Regions from separate parts of the Homo sapiens genome. Here region 2 is linked to region 1. A link is an interaction called in ENCODE POLR2A ChIA-PET data of the cell type or tissue named here. Cell type or tissue: Panc1. All regions are shown on one strand. Each heading gives the region's core, and the rest is flanking DNA. Links, peaks and the distances in the headings are about the cores only. Region 1 holds the start of LOC124905089 (a long non-coding RNA gene). Region 2 holds the start of IGLL1 (immunoglobulin lambda like polypeptide 1).

Evidence for each region. Peaks named below come from ENCODE experiments on the same cell type or tissue, not always from the same donor. Only the 100,000 strongest peaks of a DNase experiment are listed, where the experiment ranks them.
Region 2: POLR2A ChIA-PET joins it to region 1 with 16 read pairs; 2 of 35 experiments call an interaction of 5 or more read pairs at or near these places.

What each region holds. Positions count from the first base shown.
Region 1 is chr22:23,632,231-23,641,551 of GRCh38, reverse strand. LOC124905089 (a long non-coding RNA gene) reads left to right here and starts at 3,820. Exons shown (of 3, transcript XR_007068021.1): 1 at 3,820-3,869; 2 at 5,469-5,616; 3 at 8,642-8,676. DRICH1 (aspartate rich 1) reads left to right here and starts at 9,231. Exons shown (of 12, transcript NM_016449.4): 1 at 9,231-9,321. It also overlaps the pseudogene GUSBP11. RefSeq lists a silencer at 8,055-8,192. In Panc1, for the core only: no CTCF peak of the experiment used is centred there; no DNase peak of the experiment used is centred there.
Region 2 is chr22:23,570,840-23,581,699 of GRCh38, reverse strand. IGLL1 (immunoglobulin lambda like polypeptide 1) reads left to right here and starts at 1,410. Exons shown (of 3, transcript NM_020070.4): 1 at 1,410-1,715; 2 at 6,618-6,733; 3 at 8,115-8,575. The coding sequence starts at 1,510. The coding sequence ends at 8,434. LOC105372957 (a long non-coding RNA gene) reads right to left here. Exons shown (of 3, transcript XR_938078.2): 3 at 8,602-8,677. It also overlaps a transcript of DRICH1 not described here. In Panc1, for the core only: no CTCF peak of the experiment used is centred there; no DNase peak of the experiment used is centred there.

The DNA of each region.
Region 1 (9,321 bases), core at 1-8,000:
CCAGGGACTCCAGGTTTCTGGCTGTGGGGTTGAGACCGCCCATGGTCATTGTGATGAGATGAAGACAGAAAATGAGTTGGGCTGGGGGAAGGTGGTCATCTCTGGAAGTGATTAGTTTGAGACTCCTGTTGGGTAGCCCACTGGGCAAGGTCAGTAGGCAGTTGAGGAGCTGAGAGGGTTTGGAGCTGAGATAGACTCCAGCCTCACCATGTGGGCAATAGTGGGGGTCACAGAGTGTAAAGACGGCCAAGAAAGAGGTCTGGGTGGGGGTCTGGGGAGTCAGCAGCCAGGCATGGGCCGTGGAGAAACAGATGCCGGGGAAGAGGAAAGGGGAGTCAGACCTCAAGGGGAAAAGAGTCACTGGAAGGAGGGGCCAGCTCTGTGTCACATCCAGCAGAGACACCAGGTACAGCAGAAGGACCTTGGACATGACCATGAGGAGGGCCTTGTTGGCCATGACCTGGGATGGATGGGGGTGAGAGCCTGGGGGACCACACCATGTCCCCAGTACACGAAACAGTGCCTGGTAGACAGGATGGATTTATGGATGGATGGATAGGTAGGTGGATGAATGGACAGATGATAGATGGATGCAAAGACAGATGAATAGATGGACAGATGGATGGACGGACAGACGGAATGAATGATCAGAAAAGGCTTCATGAACAAAGTGAGACTGAGCTGCATCTCCATGGGTAGATACAAAAGCAGAGGACTCTCCTCTTGAGTCAGGAATGACCCAATGTCCTGGTCCAGGGAGCAAGTCAACTTGGCTTGACTGCAGACACTTGTGGCAGATTTCAGAGGCCCTTAAAATGAGGCCAAGTGAGGTGGACAGGTCCGAGCCAGCTGAGGACTCCTCAGCCACACGGCACAGCTGCCTGAGGGGATGTGTCACTCAGGGAGTTGCTGGGACCTACTGGGCCCAGCGTTGCCATCAGCACCAACAGCTTCAGAGAGGGGGACATATGCTGGGGTGACTCCAAGGCTGTGGGCGGCACCTGCCTCAGATAGAGAACAGGCACAGAGACACTACTGGGGGACACTACTGGGATACTGGCCACCCCCCTGCCCTGTGCCTGGGTCACAGCCTACACACTGCAGCCCTGTGCCCCTCACACCCAGCAGGTTCCTGCTCCAGCGTGGCTCCTGGACTGGCGCCAGATGCTGGCCCTGGGGGTTTCAATCCAAGCATAATTCAGTGAAGCATGTGTTTGGCAGTGGGACCCAGCTCACTGTTTTAGGTACGTGGCTCTCACAACTTTCCCTAGCCTGTCGCACCCTCTCCTGTCTCTGCAAAAATCTGTTTTCGTTCTCTGGGGCTTCTTCCCCTTTGCCCTCCAAGCCTTAAGCACGGAACCCTTCCTTTCTCCATAGGGTCTGGGGGAAGCGGGCTAGTCTCAGGTTAACTGGCATGAAGGGCTCCCACAGTGGGAGCAGCCGCCTTCAGGTTCCAACAGTGGGACACAGCCTGGTCCTGGGGCCTGGGCTGGGATTGGGCAGGGCACATGTCTGAATGAGGGACAGAGGCCGGTTCTGATGAGGGGCCGTACGGTGGCCTTAGAGACAGTCCCTGGGACCCCAGGGTCTAGGCTGAGGGCTGGATGCCTATCCAGGCTGGGAGGGCCACACGGGGGCCTGTGGACACAGGGGTCATCCCAAGGGGAGACCAATGGAGGGCAGAGAGGGCTCTGGGTCTAGGGTGTAGCTCTGTGGCCTCTGCTGGGTCGTGAGGACATGGGGACACAGAGGGATGGGTGAAACTGGGAGAGGTCCCAAGGCCCAGCCCTCCCTGGACAGTCCCAAGAAAGGAGAGGGTCTCTTAGTGCAGAGATGTGTCTGTCCCTGGAGTCCCATCACCTCTGGGGCCCGGTGTCTGTTGAAGGGTCGACCTCCCACCTTCATTTGAGGAAGGGCACCTTAGACTCAGGAGGTGACTAGTGGGGAGTAAACGGGAGTGCAGAGAACTCCACGGCTGACAGGTGAAGTCCAGGGGTATCAGAGGCTGCTGGAGTGGGCATGGGGGCTGCGGTGCCCCGAAGTCTGTTAGCAGCCCCAAGAACCCAGCCGATGTGAAGGGTCCTGTGGTTGGGCTGGTGGGGACAGGGGCGATGGCAGAGCCCCAGGGTGTGTCTGGGTGGAGCCCACGCTTCACCAGGAGAGCTGAGTGGGCCAGGCTGGGGCATAGCCTGGTGCCCCAGGGGACGGGAAGCTCCAGGCCATGCCAGGCTTGGGCCTCCCCACACCCTGCCAGGTCAGTTTTGTGTGCTGTGAGGGAGACCCCTAGATTCCAAACTCAGACTCCAGAAACCAGGAAGGAGGGAGCACAGCCTGCCCTGGGTACACACGGGGAAACTGAGGCTGCAGAGGAAAGGGCTGGGCCAGGACACCTGGGAAAGGTGACTTGGGAAGGGCTCCTAGGAAGGCACAGGGCTGTCTGCTCTGCAGAGGGCTCCAGTGGAAAGGAGGGAATGAGGAGGGAAGGAGAGGCCCTGGGTGGACCAGACGGCCACACCATGAACCCTCCCAGAGACTTTAGACAGAGAGAGGCGCTCCACAACACCCCACACTCCCTCTGCCATCTCTCACCCCCTCCTCTGTCCACACAGGTCAGCCCAAGACTACCCCGTCGGTCATTCTGTTCCTGCCGTCCTGTGAGGAGCCCCAAGCCAACAAGGCCACACTGGTGTGTCTCATGAATAACTTTATCCGGGAATCTTGATGGTGACCTGGAAGGCAGATGGTACCCTCATCACCCAGAGCGTGGAGAAGACCACGCCCTCCAAACAGAGCAACAACAAGTACGTGGCCAGCAGCTACCTGAGCCTGACGCCCGAGCAGTGGAGGTCCCGCAGAAGCTACAGCTGCCAGGTTATGCAAGAAGGGAGCACCGTGGAGAAGTCAGTGGCCCCTGCAGAATGTTCATAGGTTCCAGCCCCCACCCCACCCACAGGGGCCTGGAGCTGCAGGATCCCAGGGGAGGGGTCTCTCTCTGCATCCCAAGCCATTCAGCCCTTCTCGCTGTACCCAGTAAACCCTCAATAAATATCTTTGTCAGCCAGAAATCCTGCTCCCTCTCTTCATTTCTTATCTCTCATATAATCTAATGCTTCTCCTGGGTTCTCAGTGTGGCACTGGGGGAATCCTGGCACCAGTGGGAAAGTAGCCTGGAGGAGAGGATCACAGTCTCCCAGGGGTGTCCCCTGGGGAAATAGGCCAGGATAGGAGTCAGCTCACTGGACACCAGTCCCTCCATTCTCTCCCTCCTCCCCTTCCTCCTTGCAGCTCAACCCCCAACTCGCTGCCTGCTTTCTGTAGGGAGCTATTTCTGGCTGAGCCTCCAGATACACCCTGTGTCCCTGTCCTGGTCTGGACCCTCTACCCACCCACGGCCTCTCTTTCCTCAGCCTGGAAATCCTACTCTGGGCCTGGAGTCCCTCTGCTTCTGGCCCTGGCCCCTGGAATGCCCTCCTTCCTCTCTGCGCAACTCCCCACCCCGAGAGCTGGACTGTCCAGGACACTCCAACACCATCAAATCCATGAGCTCTTACATTTTGGGCCCACCTTGATTCTTCACGTGACAGCAGGTTCAGAAGTGTGAGAAAAACAGGAGGAAGCCAGAAAGAAAACACACATGAAAGGCCTGCAAGAGGATCAGGACACTTGCAAAAGATAGGCTCTGAGCTCCCCAGGAACCAGTGCAAGAAGGGTAATAGGTGCTCCATCATTTCTTTCTTTTTTTTTTAGATGGAGTCTCACTCTGTCGCCCAGGCTGGAGTGCAATGGCTCGATCTTGGCTCACCGTAACCTCTGTCTCCCAGGTTCAACCAATTCTCCTGCCTCAGCCTCCTGAGTAGCCGGGATTACAGGTAGATGCTGCAATGTCCGGCTAATTTTTGTGTTTTTATTACAGACAGGGTTTCACCATGTTGTTCAGGCTGGTGTGCTCCATCATTTCTAAGAGATTAAATAAGTTTTCACTTGAGGGAAGTTGGTGTTCTCAATGCTGAGGCCAGGCATCTCCTCATAATTAAAAGTGGGGATGTGTTTTACCCAGGGCCTCACTATTGATGGGATTTGGGCTCCAACATGTGCACAGCTGACTGCCTGGCAGCCCTAGGACCTGGAGAGTTTCTCAGATGCTTGGCACAGAGAGTCACTGGCCATCTTTGGAGGAAGCATCATTTTGGGAAATGGAAAACCAGGTCCTGTGTTGGGAATATCTGTGAGGCTCCCAGGGTCTGGGGCTCCAGCTCCTCTCTGAGAAGGTGTCGGGGGAGAGAACAGGGCCCAGCCACACCCAGCCCCTCCTGCATGGTTCCTGCTCATCAGGGTGTTAGAGGGGTGGGGGCACTAGCAGTGGTCAGGCCTGTGTTTCTGTGGGTGGGGCCAGGGAGGGACCCTCGGTGCATCCTAGGGAGTCTCTCCCATGGCTCCTGTTTGACTTTCCTGTGGCTGCTGTCACAAATGACCCCTAAAACATCACACATTGGTTCTCTCCCTGGTCTGGAGGTTAGCCATCCAAAATGAATCGTAGAGTGCTAAAATCAGGGTGCCAGCTGGGCCAGGCTCCTTCTGAGGGCTCTGGGGAGAATCCATTTCCAGGATTTTTCCAGCTTCTAGAGGACGCCCTGGGCTCCTGGCCCCTTCTTCCAACTTCAAAGCCAGAGCTCAGCATCTTCAAATCTCTCTCCCACTCTTCTCTCTCTCTCTCTCTCTCCCTGCCAACTGTCTTCTCTCACCCTCCCTCCTTCTCTCCCTTTCTTGTCCTCCAGCCCCACACCTGCTGTCACTCTGACCCTCCTGCCTCCTCCTTTCCCTTATAAAGACCCCACCTTGGACCCACCCACATAACCCAGGATCATCTTCCACCTCAGGCCCCTTGACATCATCACATCTGTAAAGTCCCTGAGGCCACACAACACAGCACATGGACAGGTCCCGGGACTGGGACACAGCCGTCCCTGGGCCCTAATTCAGCCCAACCACAGCTCCTTTCCCTCCTTCCTCTCTCCTTCTCTGGGTATAAGAAGGGAATGCAGAGAGGTTGGTCAATGAATACACACTTACAGTTAGATGCAAGGAATGTGTTCTAATGTTGGATAGCAGAGTAGGGTGACTATGGTTAGCAATAATGTATTGTATATTTCAAAATAGCTACAAGAGAGAACTGAAATATACTCAACACATAGAAATGATAAATACTCAAGGCCATACCCCAAATATCCTGACTTGATGATGACATGGTGGATGCACGGAACCAAACAGCACATGCACCTCATAGAAATGTCCAATATTATGTATCAGTGTAATTTCTATGAATAAGAAAGGCAAAAAAAAAGAAGTTAAGCATAAACTAGCCATTTGACCTAGCAATTCTAGCCCTAGGAATTTATCTAGAAGAAATGAAAGCATGTGTTCCAAAAAGACGTGTACATAAATGTTCTCAGCAGCCTCATTCACTATAGGCAGCAACTGGAAACAACCCAAGTGTCCGTCAGCTAGAGAATGGATAGACCCATGTGGTCTGTGCATACAGTGGAGTACTGCTCAGTTACACAAGGAAAAGAAACTATGGATACAGGTCACAGGAGGGATGATCTTCAAAACATTACAGTAAGTGAAAGAAGTAAAACTCCACGAGGGAAGTTGGTGGGCATGGACGTGTGTTTGAACTGGCAGAATTTTACTCTGTTCATTGGGGTATCAGGTATTGAGTCCCTATTGACCAGGTACTGTGCTAGGTGTGGCCATTAGAGAAATGAGAAGCAGACACCAGCTCCATTGTGATGAGACTCACTCGATCAGCCATTTCTGATGAACACTCAGGTACCTTGACACTCCCTGCTCACATTTGCAGGCTTTACTTAATGCCACTTAAATCTCCCTATTCCCCAAGTCTTCTTTCTTTTCTTTTTTTTTTTAAGACAGAGTCTTGCTCTGTCACCCAGGCTGAAGTGCAGTGGCACCATCTCGGCTCACTGCAACGTCCGTCTCCTGGGTTCAAGCAATTCTCCTGCCTCAGCCTCCCAAATAGCTGGGATTACAGGTGCCCACCACCATGCCCAGCTAATTTTTGTATTTTTAGTAGTGACGGGGTTTCACCACGTTGGCCAGGCTGGTCTCGAACTCCTCCGGACCTCTGGTGATCCACCTGCTTAGGCCTCCCAAAGTGTTGGGATTACAGGCATGAGCCACCGCACCCAGCCCCCAAGTCTCCTTTCTTTCCAATTCCCCTTATCAGGCACAGCTTTTTAAAGCAATCCCTGCCATACCCATGGCTTCAATTGTTTTCTATATGCTCTGATGAGAATAAAATTCAAATGTTGTTTTTATATAACAGTTCTATTTTACATGACACCTCATTCACTACGATTGTAAATTCGAAGTTGCTCTAAGAAAGTAATAACTAAAAAGTTGTCATATTTGAGTATGTAAATTTTAGGAAATTTCCTAAATGGTTTGACTTTGTGGGTGTATTTTTTAAAACATGAGTTGTGATGTCACAGAATGGACTTAGCCTACAGAGGTTTCTGTCCAACTTTCTACCAGAGAGCTCCATTTCAATGCGATACTTAAGAGTCCAAAACTATGTGGTGTTTTTTTTTTTTTTTTGAGACAGAGTCTCACGCTGTCACCCAGGCTAGAGTGCAGTGGCACAATCTCGGCTCACTGCAAACTCCGCCCCCCAGGTTTAAGCAATTCTCCTGCCTCAGTCTCCTGAGTAGCTGGGATTACAGGTGCCCATCATCGCACCCGGCTAATTTTTGTAATTTTAGTAGAAATGGGGTTTCACCATGTTGGCCAGGCTGATCTCGAACTCCTGACCTCATAATCCACCCAGCTCGGCCTTCCAAAGTGCTGGGATTACAGGCGTGAGTCATTGCACCCAGCCGAAAACTATCTTATTCCCCATACCTATTCCTCTTCCTACATTGTCTTTGTAGGAGACATTCACTGCTATTTACCCAGTCCTTCAAACTAGAGCCTTAGCAGCCTGTTTTTCCTTTTCCTTCCCCTGTTCTTCCACATCTAATCCTCTAGCACTTTCTGTTCTCTCTGCCAAATGATCACAGAACTTCTCTGTCCACTTCAGTCATTTCTACTTCCTTTGGCCTTATCTGTTCTTCCAGATGAACATAATGTCTCTCTCTCTTTTTTTTTGAGACAGAATCTCTCCCTGTTGCCCAGGCTGGAGTTCAGTGGTGTGATCTTGGCTCACTGCAACCTCCACCTCCTGGGTTCAAGCGATTCTCCTGCCTCAGCCCCTTGGGTAGATGGGACTACAGGTACCCGCCATCATGCCAGGCTAATTTTTGTATTTTTAGTAGACATGGGGTTTCACCATGTTGGCCAGGCTGGTCTCGAACTCCTGACCTCAAATGATCCACTCACCTTGGCCTCCCAACATCATGTCTCTTAATTGGTCCCACTGGTTCCATGAGTCCTTCTCTATTGTGCAGAGAGACCTCACTGCAAACACATCTGATAGAGACTCCTCACCTCTGTGTGGTTCCGTGACTCTCATGTTTCCAGAATAAAACTTAAACTCTACTTCAACTCTACTGCTGGACAGTGAATGAGCCTTTGTATTCCAGGTTCATCCACTGTTTTGCAGTGTAGCCTCAGACAACTGAACTCTAAGCCTTTGTTTGCTCATCTGCCTGAACTCACTGAGCAGTTGTGGGACCTTGGGGAAGTTACTTGACTTTTCCCTCTAGATTTACGCTGTAAGATGTGTAAAATGGGACTATTTCTGAGGGTTAAATTAGTATGCCACAGTTGGAACACTGTCAGGCACATAATGCTTGCCAGATATTGACTATTTGTCTTTGTCCTATGAGGACAATGGTACCCCACTGTGGGGTTCTCAATTTTGTATAAGAAAATAATGTTTTATGATTTGTTAGTAAAAGAAATACCTGAGGCTGGGCATGGTGGTTCATGCCTGTAATCCCAGCACTTTGGGAGGACGAGGCGGGTGGATCACCTGAGATGAGTTCAAGACCAGCCTGACCAACATGGTGAAACCCTCGTCTCTACTAGAAATACAAAAATTAGCCAGATGCGGTGGCGTGTGCCTGTAGTCCAGGCTACTCAGGAGGCTGAGGCTGGAGAATCGCTTGAACCTGGGAGGTGGAGGTTACAGTGAGCCGAGATCGTGCCACTGCACTCCAGCCTGGTCGACAGAGCAATAGTCCATCTCAAAAAATAAATAAATAAGTAAATAAAAGAAATATCTGAATACCCCTGCCATGGAAAGAAGAAACAGAGCGAGAAAAGGGAGTTGGTAGGTCGTAGCATTACAGAACTGGGAAGGATGTGTTCAGTCCCTATTTTATAGACGAGGAGGGAAGTGTGATGTGTCCCAGGGTTTCACTGAGGATACACAGCCATAACTCTCTATTGAGAGTGGGACCAGGGCCCTGGGGGTAGCTATGGTCAAGTTGCAGACAAGAACTAACACTTGTAAGACAGGAGAGAAGCATTTAATTAGAAAAGCAGTAAAAAATTTGTGTATAACTACATTTGGTGAGCAAATGAAAGCTGTCAGACTCAGAAAAACAGAACTGCTGGTGGAACTGACTTTAGTAACTGGGGTTTTCTTTCTTTTGTTTCTTTTTTTTTTTTTTTTTTAAAGACAGTTGCACCTTTGTCACCCAGGCTGGAGTGCAATGGTGTGATCTTGGCTCACTGTGCAACCTCCGCCTCCTGGATTCAAGCGATTCTCCTGCCTCAGCCTCCTGAGTAGCTAGGATTGCAGGTGCCCGCCACCAGGCCGAGCTAATATTTTGTATTTTTAGTAGAGACAAGTTTTCACCATGTTGGCCAGGCTGGTCTTGAACTCCTGACCTCAAGTGATCCACCCCCCCCGCTCAGCCTCCCAAAGTGCTAGGATTACAGGCGTGAGCCACCACTCCCGGCCATACCAGGGTTTTCTATTGAGTTTCTTGCCAAGGGTGACTCGCAATAACAACTCCCCCTGCACTTAGCTCAGGACTGGAAAGCTCAGGCAGCATAGGGTGAATAAAAGCCTGAGTAGTGCAGTCCCCACAGAGGGGCAGGGGGGCCACAAGGTGGGCAGCAGCAGGGACAGGCATTATGAGGCATTGGGGGGGGCTGTGGGGCTGGACATTGTGAGTCACTAGCCTGACCTGGCTGTTTCCTGGTAACCAGGTGACATAGGAAGCTTTGTGGGTTATAAGCATCAGCCAGGGCCAGCAGCCCTCAGTCAGTAGCTCGCAGTGGAGGGAGGAGGAGCTCCAACTGTGCTCTTTGATGGCAGTTTTTGCACCTTTGGGTGCTTGTCATGTTCGTTTA
Region 2 (10,860 bases), core at 1,269-9,268, 61 kb after region 1:
GGGATTCGGAGGTTTCAGTGAGCTGAGATCACGCCACACTGCACTCCAGCCTGGCGACACAGCAAGACTCTCAAAAAAAAAAAAAAGGTCAAGATGATAAATTTTAGGTTGTGTGTATGTTACTGCTTTTTCACAGATGAAGAAAACAACACTGACATGCATTATCTCCCAACACCAACCTCAACCCAGCCCTGGAGTGTGAGCAGAGCCAGCAGCATTTCCAGCCCCGCCTCTGGAGGAAGGAGAGGAACCTGAGACTCTTGGGTGACCTGAGGCGTCTCTGGCAGCACCAGCAAAAGAGCCTGGCCCTGGCCGCCCAGCACAGGTGCTCAGTCCCTCCTGACTGCCACTGCTCCCTCAACACCAAAGCACAGGGTCGCGAGATGTTGGGAGAGGGTCGGGGATGCTGGGCTGGGAGAGGACCGGGGGCCTGTCAGAAGCCATGACATGATGCACTCACCGCTCAGGAGGAAGCTACTGGCCTTTGAGTGAAATCTATAAGAATGAACTCTGGAGATGTATCGTACAACATGGAGTCTACAGTTAAAAACTGTATTGTATACTGGAAAATTGCTAAGATTAGATCTTCCATGTTCTCACTACAAAAGCATAAGTATGTGAGATGACGGACGTGTGTGTCAGCTTGATTTAATCATTTTGCAGTGTGGCAAAGCATCGCACTGTAGGTGGTAAATATATATACAGTTTTGTCAATTATACCTTCAGGAAGCTGGGGTGGTTGGTGTGTGTGTGTGTGTCTGTGTGATGTGAGGTCAGTGAGGTGCTGAACATGGTGCATTAAACAGCATTTTCATTCTTATCTCATGATTCCTGGACTTGAACCGTTGAGTGGCTTCTGGCTAAACCCAAACCTGTTTCCTGCTCTCTAACCACACCTCCCTCTAGGACCGGTTGGAGGAGCCTCAGCCCAGGCCCCTGAGCTCAAGCCCTGGGGGACTCCTGCTGGGCAGCTCTCTGGACCCCAGTGAGATGCTCCACAGACCCAGGGCGCCCTCGGGGAAGTGGGGAAGGAGGGAAGTCAGGTGCATCACCTCTTGGGACCAGCCCCGAGGGGACTCAAGCCCATCCAGGGCGCAGGTGCCTCCAAAGGAAAGCCCCAAGGGAGGGTCTTGGGGGGCCATGGCGCATCCCACCTCCCTGTGTGACCTCAGCTCTTGCTGACCCTCTGCCTGTGGTGGGAGGTCCCCAAACAAAGCACCCAGGGCCCCAGGGGCAAGGCCAAGCTGACAGGTGTGGGAGGCAGTTGAGCCCTGGATCCTGACCACAGCAGGGCAGTTGGCAGATGTGCCTCTGGGACAGAACCCCAGGGGTAACGGTCATGGACTCTGGAAGGGGCCTGGCTGGGGGCAGGGACCAGAGGATGAGGATGGGGCCACATGGACTGGGGTGCAATGGGACAGCTGCTGCCAGCGAGAGGGACCAGGGCACCACTCTCTAGGGAGCCCACACTGCAAGTCAGGCCACAAGGACCTCTGACCCTGAGGGCCGATGAGGCCAGGGACAGGCCAGGGGGGCCTTGAGGCCCCTGGTGAGCCAGGCCCCAACCTCAGGCAGCGCTGGCCCCTGCTGCTGCTGGGTCTGGCCGTGGTAACCCATGGCCTGCTGCGCCCAACAGCTGCATCGCAGAGCAGGGCCCTGGGCCCTGGAGCCCCTGGAGGAAGCAGCCGGTCCAGCCTGAGGAGCCGGTGGGGCAGGTAAGGGGTGAGAGATTCCAGGGGATGTGGGGGTCTGGGTGGCAGAGGCGGGAAAGGATGACCAAGGGGAGACGAGCCAGAGGGGTGAGGAGGAAGGTTAATCCCTGGAGGGGAGCCACAGACACTGACTTTAACTAAAGTGTCAAGATTTTGTCCATCTTTGAATTAATTTTTATTGCTTAATGTCATATTAAAATATTATTTATCTTGATTCCTGAGATTTCTTCCCCCACTTACATTTGGCACCAAGGCCAATGTCTCCCTCACCTCCCCCTAGTCCTTGGGGTAGGGCAGGACTGGAGGCAGGGGCAGGACGTCCACAGGAGTGGTGGCCGCTATCCCTGAAGGATGCCCAGGCCTCTCCCTCCTCCTCCTCCCACTCCTCCTCCCCCCCCTCCTCTTTTCCCCTTGGCCTATGTCACCTGTCCACTCCCACCCTCACTGGGCAGGGGCCACTCCCTGGAGCTCCAGCTAAGGTGTGAGGGGCCTTTCCTGGAGTCCCTGGGTCACTAGACCTCAGCCAGCATCGCCTCCTGAAACCAGCCCCTAGGAGACACAAGCTTATCCAGGGTGCAAGTGCCTCCAAAGAAGAAGCCCAGGAGAGGCTCTAGGGAGGCCACAACTCCCTGTGTGACCTCAGCCATTGCCACCACTCTGCGTGTGGTGGGAGGTCCCCAGACAAAGCACCAAGCATCGGGGTCCATTTATGAGCATTTGGGACACAACAGCCTGTTCACTGGTGCATGTTATACCCACAGGCGATAATCATTTCAGGGGCAGAACCTCCCTCTCGGTGGCCCCATAGGCAGGTCCTGCTGTGATCCCCTTTGTGCAGACGGGGATAGAGCCCGGAGAGGTGAGGTGACCCGTCCGAGTCACTCAGCTCATGGGCACAGATTCTAAGGCCCAAGCTATCCCCTCTAGCTCTCCCCTGTCCCATCCTCTAAGCTGATCGAGCGGACACGTGCATCTCTGGGACCTGAGTTTCCCTTTTTCTCTCTTTTTTTTCTTTTTCAAATAAAGTTTCACAGAGTTTCACTCTTGTCGCCCAGTCTGGAGTGCAATGGCGAGATCTTGGCTCATTGAAACCTCCGTCTCCCAGGTTCAAGACATTCTCCTGCCTCAGCTTCCGGAGTAGCTGGGATTACAGGCATCTGCCACCACACCTGGCTAATTTTGTGTATTTTTTTTTAGTAAAGACAGAGTTTCACCATGTTGGCCAGGCTGGTCTCAAACTCCTGACCTCAGGTGATCCACCCACCTCAGCCTCCCAAAGTGCTGGGATTACAGGCATGAGACACCACACCGGGCCTGAGTTTCCCCTTCTGCAATCTGAGGGGCCCTGACTGGTGAGGGCCTTCAGCGTCCCACCCACCCAGAGGATGCTGGGGTGGCTGTGGTGAGAGCTCCAGCAGTGGCAGCCGACCTGACCCACACCAGGAGCCCGGCCATGGAGGCGGGGTCAGCATGGTGGCAGGCCGGGACCGGGTGTCAGTGTCCTGCACGGACTTCTGAGCAAGGAGTCCCCATCAGGGTCAGGCTCTGTGCTGGGGCTGAGGTCCCAGAGGATCTAGATTTGCCCCAATTCAAGTCCACAAGGAGCGGGGGCCGGGTGAGGAGACAGCCACATGCAGGGTGATGCCTACAGAACAGAGACTGGGATGGGGAAGGCCCGAGGGGTCTCCACAAGGGACGGGTGACAGGTGGAGGGAGACACAGATAATAAAAAATGGTATTATGTTGGGGGGCTATTAATGTAAGTTTTTATATTAGAATCTTTAGAAATCTTATAGAAATACTATGGGCCGGGTGCTGTGTCTCATGCCTGTAATCCCAGCACTTTAGGACGCCAAGATGGGCAGATCACGAGGTCAGGAGATTGAGACCATCCTGGCCAACATGGCAAAACTCCGTCTCTACTAAAAATACAAAAACTAGCTGGGCGTGGTGGCGCGAGCCTATAGTCCCAGCTACTCGGGAGGGGAGGCAGGAGAATCGCTTGAATCAGGGAGGTGGAGGTTGCAGTGAGCTGAGATTGCACCGCTGCACTCCAGCCTGGACGACAGAACGAGACTCCCACTCAAAAAAAAAAAAAGGTATTATGCTGGGGGGGATATGAATATGAGTTTTTATAATCTTTAGAAATACTATGGGCCAGGTGCAGTGGCTCATGCCTGTAATCCCACAACTTTGGGAGGCTGAGGCGGGATTGTTTGAGCCCAGGAGTTTGAGATCAGCCTGAGCAACATAGCAAGACCCCATTTCTACAAAACATATAAAAACTAGCTAGTCATGGTGGCACTTGCCTGTGGTCCCAGCTACTTAGGAGGCTGGTGAGAGGATTGCTTAAGCCTCGGAGGTTGAGGATGCAGTAAGCTGAGATCCCACCACTGCACTCCAGCCTGGGTGACAGAAGGAGACCCTGTCTCAAAAAAAAAAAAAAAAAAAAAAGACTGATTATTCCTGTAGAATTCTGGTAAATATCTCCTATCAAATAAATGACTTTTCTATTCATAGCTTATTAAAAGATATTTTCATTGTTTTTAAGAAATAGGTTGTGTATCACTTTTTATATTTAGTTGTAAATTTATTTGTTTTATTTATTTTTTTAGAGATGGGGGTCTCACTATGTTGCCTGGGCTGGCCTCCAACTGCTGGGCTCAAGCAATATCCCTGCCTCAGCGTCCCCAGTAGCTGGGACTACAAGCATGCGCTACCACACCGGCATAATTTTTTGTAGAGATGAGGTTTCGCCATGTTGCCTGGGCTGGTCTTGAACCCCTGGGCTCAAGCCATCCACCCGCCTCGGCCTCCTAAAGTGCTGAGATTACAGACGTGAGCCACCCTACCTAGCCTGTACTATTTTTAATAGGTCTTAATAGGTTTTGAATGTTAATTATTTTTAAATTAATTTCAAAAATCTTCTACAACATGGATGAAACCTGAAGACATTATACTTAGTGAAATAAGCCAGACACAAAAGGACAAATGTCATTTGAATCCACTTCTATGAGGTACCTAGAATAGGCAAATTCACTTGGACAAAAAGTAGATTTGAGGTTAGCAGGGTGAGGGGGAGGGAAGAATGGGGGACTGTAGTTAACGGGTTTAGAGTTTCTGTTTGGGAAGATGAAAGAGTTCTGGAGATGGATGGTGGTGAAGGTTGCCCAACGGTGTGAATGTACTTAGTGCCACGGAGCTGTACGTTTAAAAATAGTTAAAGTGGAAATATTGATGCTATGTATAAAAATGGAGCGGGGTGTGGTGGCTCACACCTATAATCCCAGCACTTTGAGAGGCCAAGGTGGGCAGATCACCTGAGGTCGGGAGTTCGAGACCAGCCTGACAAACATGGAGAAACACCGTCTCTACTGAAAATACAAAAAATTAGCCAAGTGTGCTGGCACATGCCTGTAATCCCAGCTACTCGGGAGGCTGAAGCAGGAGAATCGCTTGAACCCAGGATGTGGAGGTTGCGGTGAGCCAAGGTGGCACCATTGCACTCCAGCCTGGGCGACAAGGGTGAAATTCCATTTCAAAAAAATAAAAGGAAATGGGACTGTACATAGCAGGAGAGAGAGGGAGAGATCAATATGACACTTCTTTTTTTTTTTTTTTTTTTTTGGGACAGTCTTGCTCTGTTGCCAGGCTGCACTCCAGCCTGGGCAACAGAGCGAGACTCTGTCTCAAAAAAAAAAAGAATGTCTAGATGCAGTAGCTAAGTTCGCAGAAGCCATTTCAGTGTGGGAGGCGAGGTGACTGAGTCCAGGGACTCCAGGTTTCTGGCTGAGGGGTTGAGACCGCCCATGGTCATTGTGATGAGATGAAGACAGAAAATGAGCTGGGCTGGGGGAAGGTGGTCATCTCCTCTGGACGTGATTAGTTTGAGGCTCCTGTTGGGTAGCCCACTGGGCAAGGTCAGTAGGCAATTGAGGAGCTGAGAGGGTTTGGAGCTGGGATAGACTCCAGCCTCACCATGTGGGCAATAGTGGGGGTCACAGAGTGTGAAAATGGCTAAGAAAGAGGTCTGGGTGGGGTCTGGGGAGTCAGCAGCCAGGCATGGGCCATGGAGAAACAGATGCCAGGGGAAGAGGAAAGGGGAGTCTCAGACCCCAAGGGGAAAAGAGTCACTGGAAAGAGGGGCCAGCCCTGTGTCGCATCCAGCGGAGACACCAGGTACAGCAGAAGGACCTTGGACATGACCATGAGGAGGGCCTTGTTGACCATGGCCTGGGAGAGATGGGGGTGAGAGCCTGGGGGACCACACCATGTCCCCAGCACACAGTGCCTGGTAGACAGGATGGATTTATGGATGGACGGACAGGTAGATGGATGGACGAATGGACAGATGATAGATGGATGCAAAGACAGATGAATAGATGGACAGATGCATAGATGGACAGATGGACAGATGGATGGACGGACGGATGGAATGAATGATCAGAAAAGGCTTCATGAACAAAGTGAGACTGAGCTGCATCTCCATGGGTAGATATAAAAGCAGAGGACTCTCCTCTTGAGTCAGGAATGACCCAATGTCCTGGTCCAGGGAGGAAGTCAGCCTCCTTGACTGGGGACACTTGTGGCAGATTTCAGAGGCCCTTAAAATGAGGCCAAGTGAGGTGGACAGGTCCGAGCCAGCTGAGGACTCCTCAGCCACACGGCACAGCTGCCTGAGGGGATGTGTCACTCAGGGAGTTGCTGGGACCTACTGGGCCCAGCGTTGCCATCAGCACCAACAGTTTCAGAGAGGGGGACACACGCTGGGGCAGCACCTGCCTCAGAGAAGGGACAGGCACAGAGACACTACTGGGGGACACTACTGGGACACTGGCCACCCCCCTACCCTGTGCCTGGGTCACAGCCTACACACTGCAGCCCTGTGCCCCTCACTCCCAGCAGGTTCCTGCTCCAGCGCGGCTCCTGGACTGGCCCCAGGTGCTGGCCCCGGGGGTTTCAATCCAAGCATAACTCAGTGACGCATGTGTTTGGCAGCGGGACCCAGCTCACCGTTTTAAGTAAGTGGCTCTAACTTCCCAGGCTGTCCCACCCTCTCCTGTCTCTGGAAAATGTGTTTTCTCTCTCTGGGGCTTCTTCCCCTCTGCCCTCCCAGCCTTAAGCACTGACCCCTACCTTTGTCCATGGGGCCTGGAGGAGATGTGTTAGTCTCAGGGTAATGGCAGGAAGGGCCCCCACAGTGGGAGCAGCCGCCTTCAGGTTCCAACAGCAGGACACAGCCTGGTCCCAGGGCCTGGGCTGGGATTGGGCGGGGTCAGGGCTCCTCCCCTCTCCCAGGGCAGATGTCTGAGTGAGGGACAGAGGCTGGTTCTGATGAGGGGCCCTGCAGTGGCCTTAGAGACAGTCCCTGGGACCCCAGGTTCTAGGCTGAGGGCTGGATGCCCATCCAGCCTGGGAGGGCCACACGGGGGCCTGGGGACACAGGGGTCACCCCCAGGGGAGACCAATGGAGGGCACAGAGAGGGCTCTGGGTCTAGGCTGCAGCTCTGTGGCCTCTGCTGGGTCTTCAGGGCATGGGGACACAGAGGAACGGATGAGGTCCCAGAGCCCAGCCCTCCCAGGACAGTCACCAGAAAGGAGAGGGTCTCTTAGTGCAGAGATGTGCCTGTCCCTGGAGCCCTGTCATCTCTGGGGCCTGGTGTCTCTCTGTTCATGGGTCGACCTCCCACCTTCATTTGAGGAAGGGCACCTTAGACTCAGAAGGTGACTAGCGGGGAGTAAACGGGAGTGCAGAGAACTCCATGGCTGCCAGGTGAAGTCCAGGGGCATCAGAGGCTGCTGGGGTGGGCATGGGGGCTGCGGTGCCCCAAAGTCTGGGGGAGCAGCCCCAAGAACCCAGCCGATGTGAAGGGTCCTGTGGTCGGGCTGGTGGGGACAGGGGCGACGGCAGAGCCCCAGGGTGTGTCTGGGTGGAGCCCACGCTTCACCAGGAGAGCTGAGTGGGCCAGGCTGGGGCACAGCCTGGTGCCCCAGGGGATGGGAAGCTCCAGGCCATGCCAGGCTTGGGTCTCCCCACATCCTGCCAGTATAGTTTTGTGTGCTGTGAGGGAGACCCCTAGATTCCAAACTCAGACTCCAGAAACCAGGAAGGAGGGAGCACAGCCTGCCCTGGGTGCACACGGGGAAACCGAGGCTGCAGAGGAAAGGGCTGGGCCAGGACACCTGGGAAAGGTGACTTGGGAAGGGCTCCTAGGAAGGCACAGGGCTGTCTGCTCTCCAGAGGGCTCCAGTGGAAAGGAGGGAATGAGGAGGGAAGGAGAGGCCCTGGGTGGACCAGGCGGCCACACCATGAACCCTCCCAGAGACTTTAGACAGAGAGAGGCGCTCCACAACACCCCACACTCCCTCTGCCATCTCTCACCCCCTCCTCTGTCCACACAGGTCAGCCCAAGGCCACCCCCTCGGTCACTCTGTTCCCGCCGTCCTCTGAGGAGCTCCAAGCCAACAAGGCTACACTGGTGTGTCTCATGAATGACTTTTATCCGGGAATCTTGACGGTGACCTGGAAGGCAGATGGTACCCCCATCACCCAGGGCGTGGAGATGACCACGCCCTCCAAACAGAGCAACAACAAGTACGCGGCCAGCAGCTACCTGAGCCTGACGCCCGAGCAGTGGAGGTCCCGCAGAAGCTACAGCTGCCAGGTCATGCACGAAGGGAGCACCGTGGAGAAGACGGTGGCCCCTGCAGAATGTTCATAGGTTCCCAGCCCCGACCCCACCCAAAGGGGCCTGGAGCTGCAGGATCCCAGGGGAAGGGTCTCTCTCTGCATCCCAAGCCATCCAGCCCTTCTCCCTGTACCCAGTAAACCCTAAATAAATACCCTCTTTGTCAACCAGAAATCCTGCTCCCTCTCTTCATTTCTTATCTCTCATATAATGTGATGCTTCTCCTGGGTTCTCAGTGTGGCGTTGGGGGAATCCTGGCACCAGTGGGAAAGTAGCCTGGAGGAGAGGATCACAGTCTCCCAGGGGTGTCCCCTGGGGAAATAGGCCAGGATAGGAGTCGGCTCACTGGACACCAGTCCCTCCATTCTCTCCCTCCTCCCCTTCCTCCTTGCAGCTCAATCCCCGACTCGCTGCCTACTTTCTAGAGGGAGCTATTTCTGACTGAGCCTCCAGATACACCCTGTGTCCCTGTCCTGGTCTGGACCCTCTACCCACCCACGGCCTCTCTTTCCTCAGCCTGGAAATCCTACTCTGGGCCTGGAGTCCCTCTGCTTCTAGCCCTGGCCCCTGGAATGCCCTCCTTCCTCTCTGCCCAGCTCCCCACCCCTGAGGGCTGGACTGTCCAGGACACTCCAACACCATCAAATTCATGAGCTCTTACATTTTGGGCCCACCTTGATTTTTCACCTGACAGCAGGTTCAGAGGTGTGAGAAAAACAGGAGGAAGCCAGGAAGGAAACACACATGAAAGGCCTGCAAGAGGATCAGGACACTTTCAAAAAATAGGCTCTGAGCTCCCCAGGAACCAGTGCAAGAAGGGTAATAGGTGCTCCATCATTTCTTTCTTTTTTCTGTTTTTTTTTTTTTGTTGTTGTTGTTGTTGTTGTTATTGTTGTTTTGAGACGGAGTCTGGCTCTGTTGCACAGGCTGGAGTGCAATGGTGCAATCTCGGCTCACCGTAACTTCCGCCTGCCAGGTTCAACCGATTCTCCTGCCTCAGCCTCCCCAGAGTTGGAGATGGGGCCTGGTAGGAGGTGTTTGGTTGGTGGTGGATCCCTCATGACTTGGTGCCATCTTCCTGATACTGAGTGGGTTCTCGTGGGATCTGGTTGTTTAAAAGTGTGTGGCACCTCCCTGTCAACTCTCTCTTGCTCCCGCTCTGGCCGTGTGAGACACCTGTTCCCCCTTCACCTTCCGTCATTATTGGAAGCTTCCTGAGGCCTCCCCAGAAGCTGAGCAGATGCCAGCATGCTTCCTGTACAGCCTGCAGACCCGTGAGCCAATCAAACCTCTTTTCTTTATAAATTACCTGGTCTCAGGGTTTCTTCACAGAAATTCAAGAATGGACTGATACAGACATTAATCTTATTAGTAAGGGCAGAGCCTCTCACCTCTCCAATGCCACCACCTCATAATACCATCACATTGGAGATTAGGTTGCAACCTGAATTTTGGTGGGATGCAAGCATTCAGACCATAGTACCCTATCTCCAAATACAGACACATACTGACGAACTGGGGTTAGGACTTCAATGTATGAATTTGGAGGAGCACAATCCAGCCTGTAACATCTGTTTTGGCTTGGGCTCCCTGCAAGCAGGCCTCAAAGAAAGGCTGTTGTACTTGGAGCTTGTTTGGGACGAGTACTCCCAGAGGCAAGACTGAGGGATGGGGAGGGGGAGAGCAAAACAGGAGCAGCAAGAAAACCAATGCAAAGGCCAGGCACAGTGGTTCCGCCTGTAATCCCAGCACTTTGGGAGGCCGAGGTAGGTGGATCACTTGGATCAGGAGTTAAGAGACCAGCCTGGCTAACGTGGCAAAACCCCGTCTCTACTAAAGATACAAAAATTACCAGCCTGGCCAACATGGCGAAATCCCGTCTCTACTAAAAATACAAAAATTAGACGGGTGTGGTGGCGGGTGCCTGTAATCCCAGCTACTTGGGAGGCTGAGGCAGGAGAATCACTTGAATCTGGGAGATGGAGGTTTCAGTGAGCCGAGATCACACCACTGCGCTCCAGCCTGGGTGACAGAGCAAGACTGTCTCAAAAAAAAAAAAAAAAAAAAAAAAAGCCAATGCAAACGTACATTGCTGAGTTCACCATTATGGAAGCCGGGGTGCCAGATCCCGCAGGATCACCGGAGCTGCCTTACAAAATGCATCTCAGAACCATCCGCCAAGGGGAAGAAAGGAGAGAGCATTGCTTCCAGGGCTCTGCCGCCTTTGAGGAAACGCTGGCCTGTAGGGTGTTCATGCCTTTGCACTTGCAGTTGAGCGTGTGTAACTGCTGAGTGGGTTACTGTGGAGGGGTGGAGGTTGGGGGATCCCACACTGTGGCATCAGCAAAGCCCCGGACTGGAAGCGAGAGGCAAGCACAGGGGCCTAGGGCAGGCCATTGTCAGCTTTCTGCCACATGGAGCTTGTCACAGCCTGCGAGGTCTGTTTACTGCACCTGGGC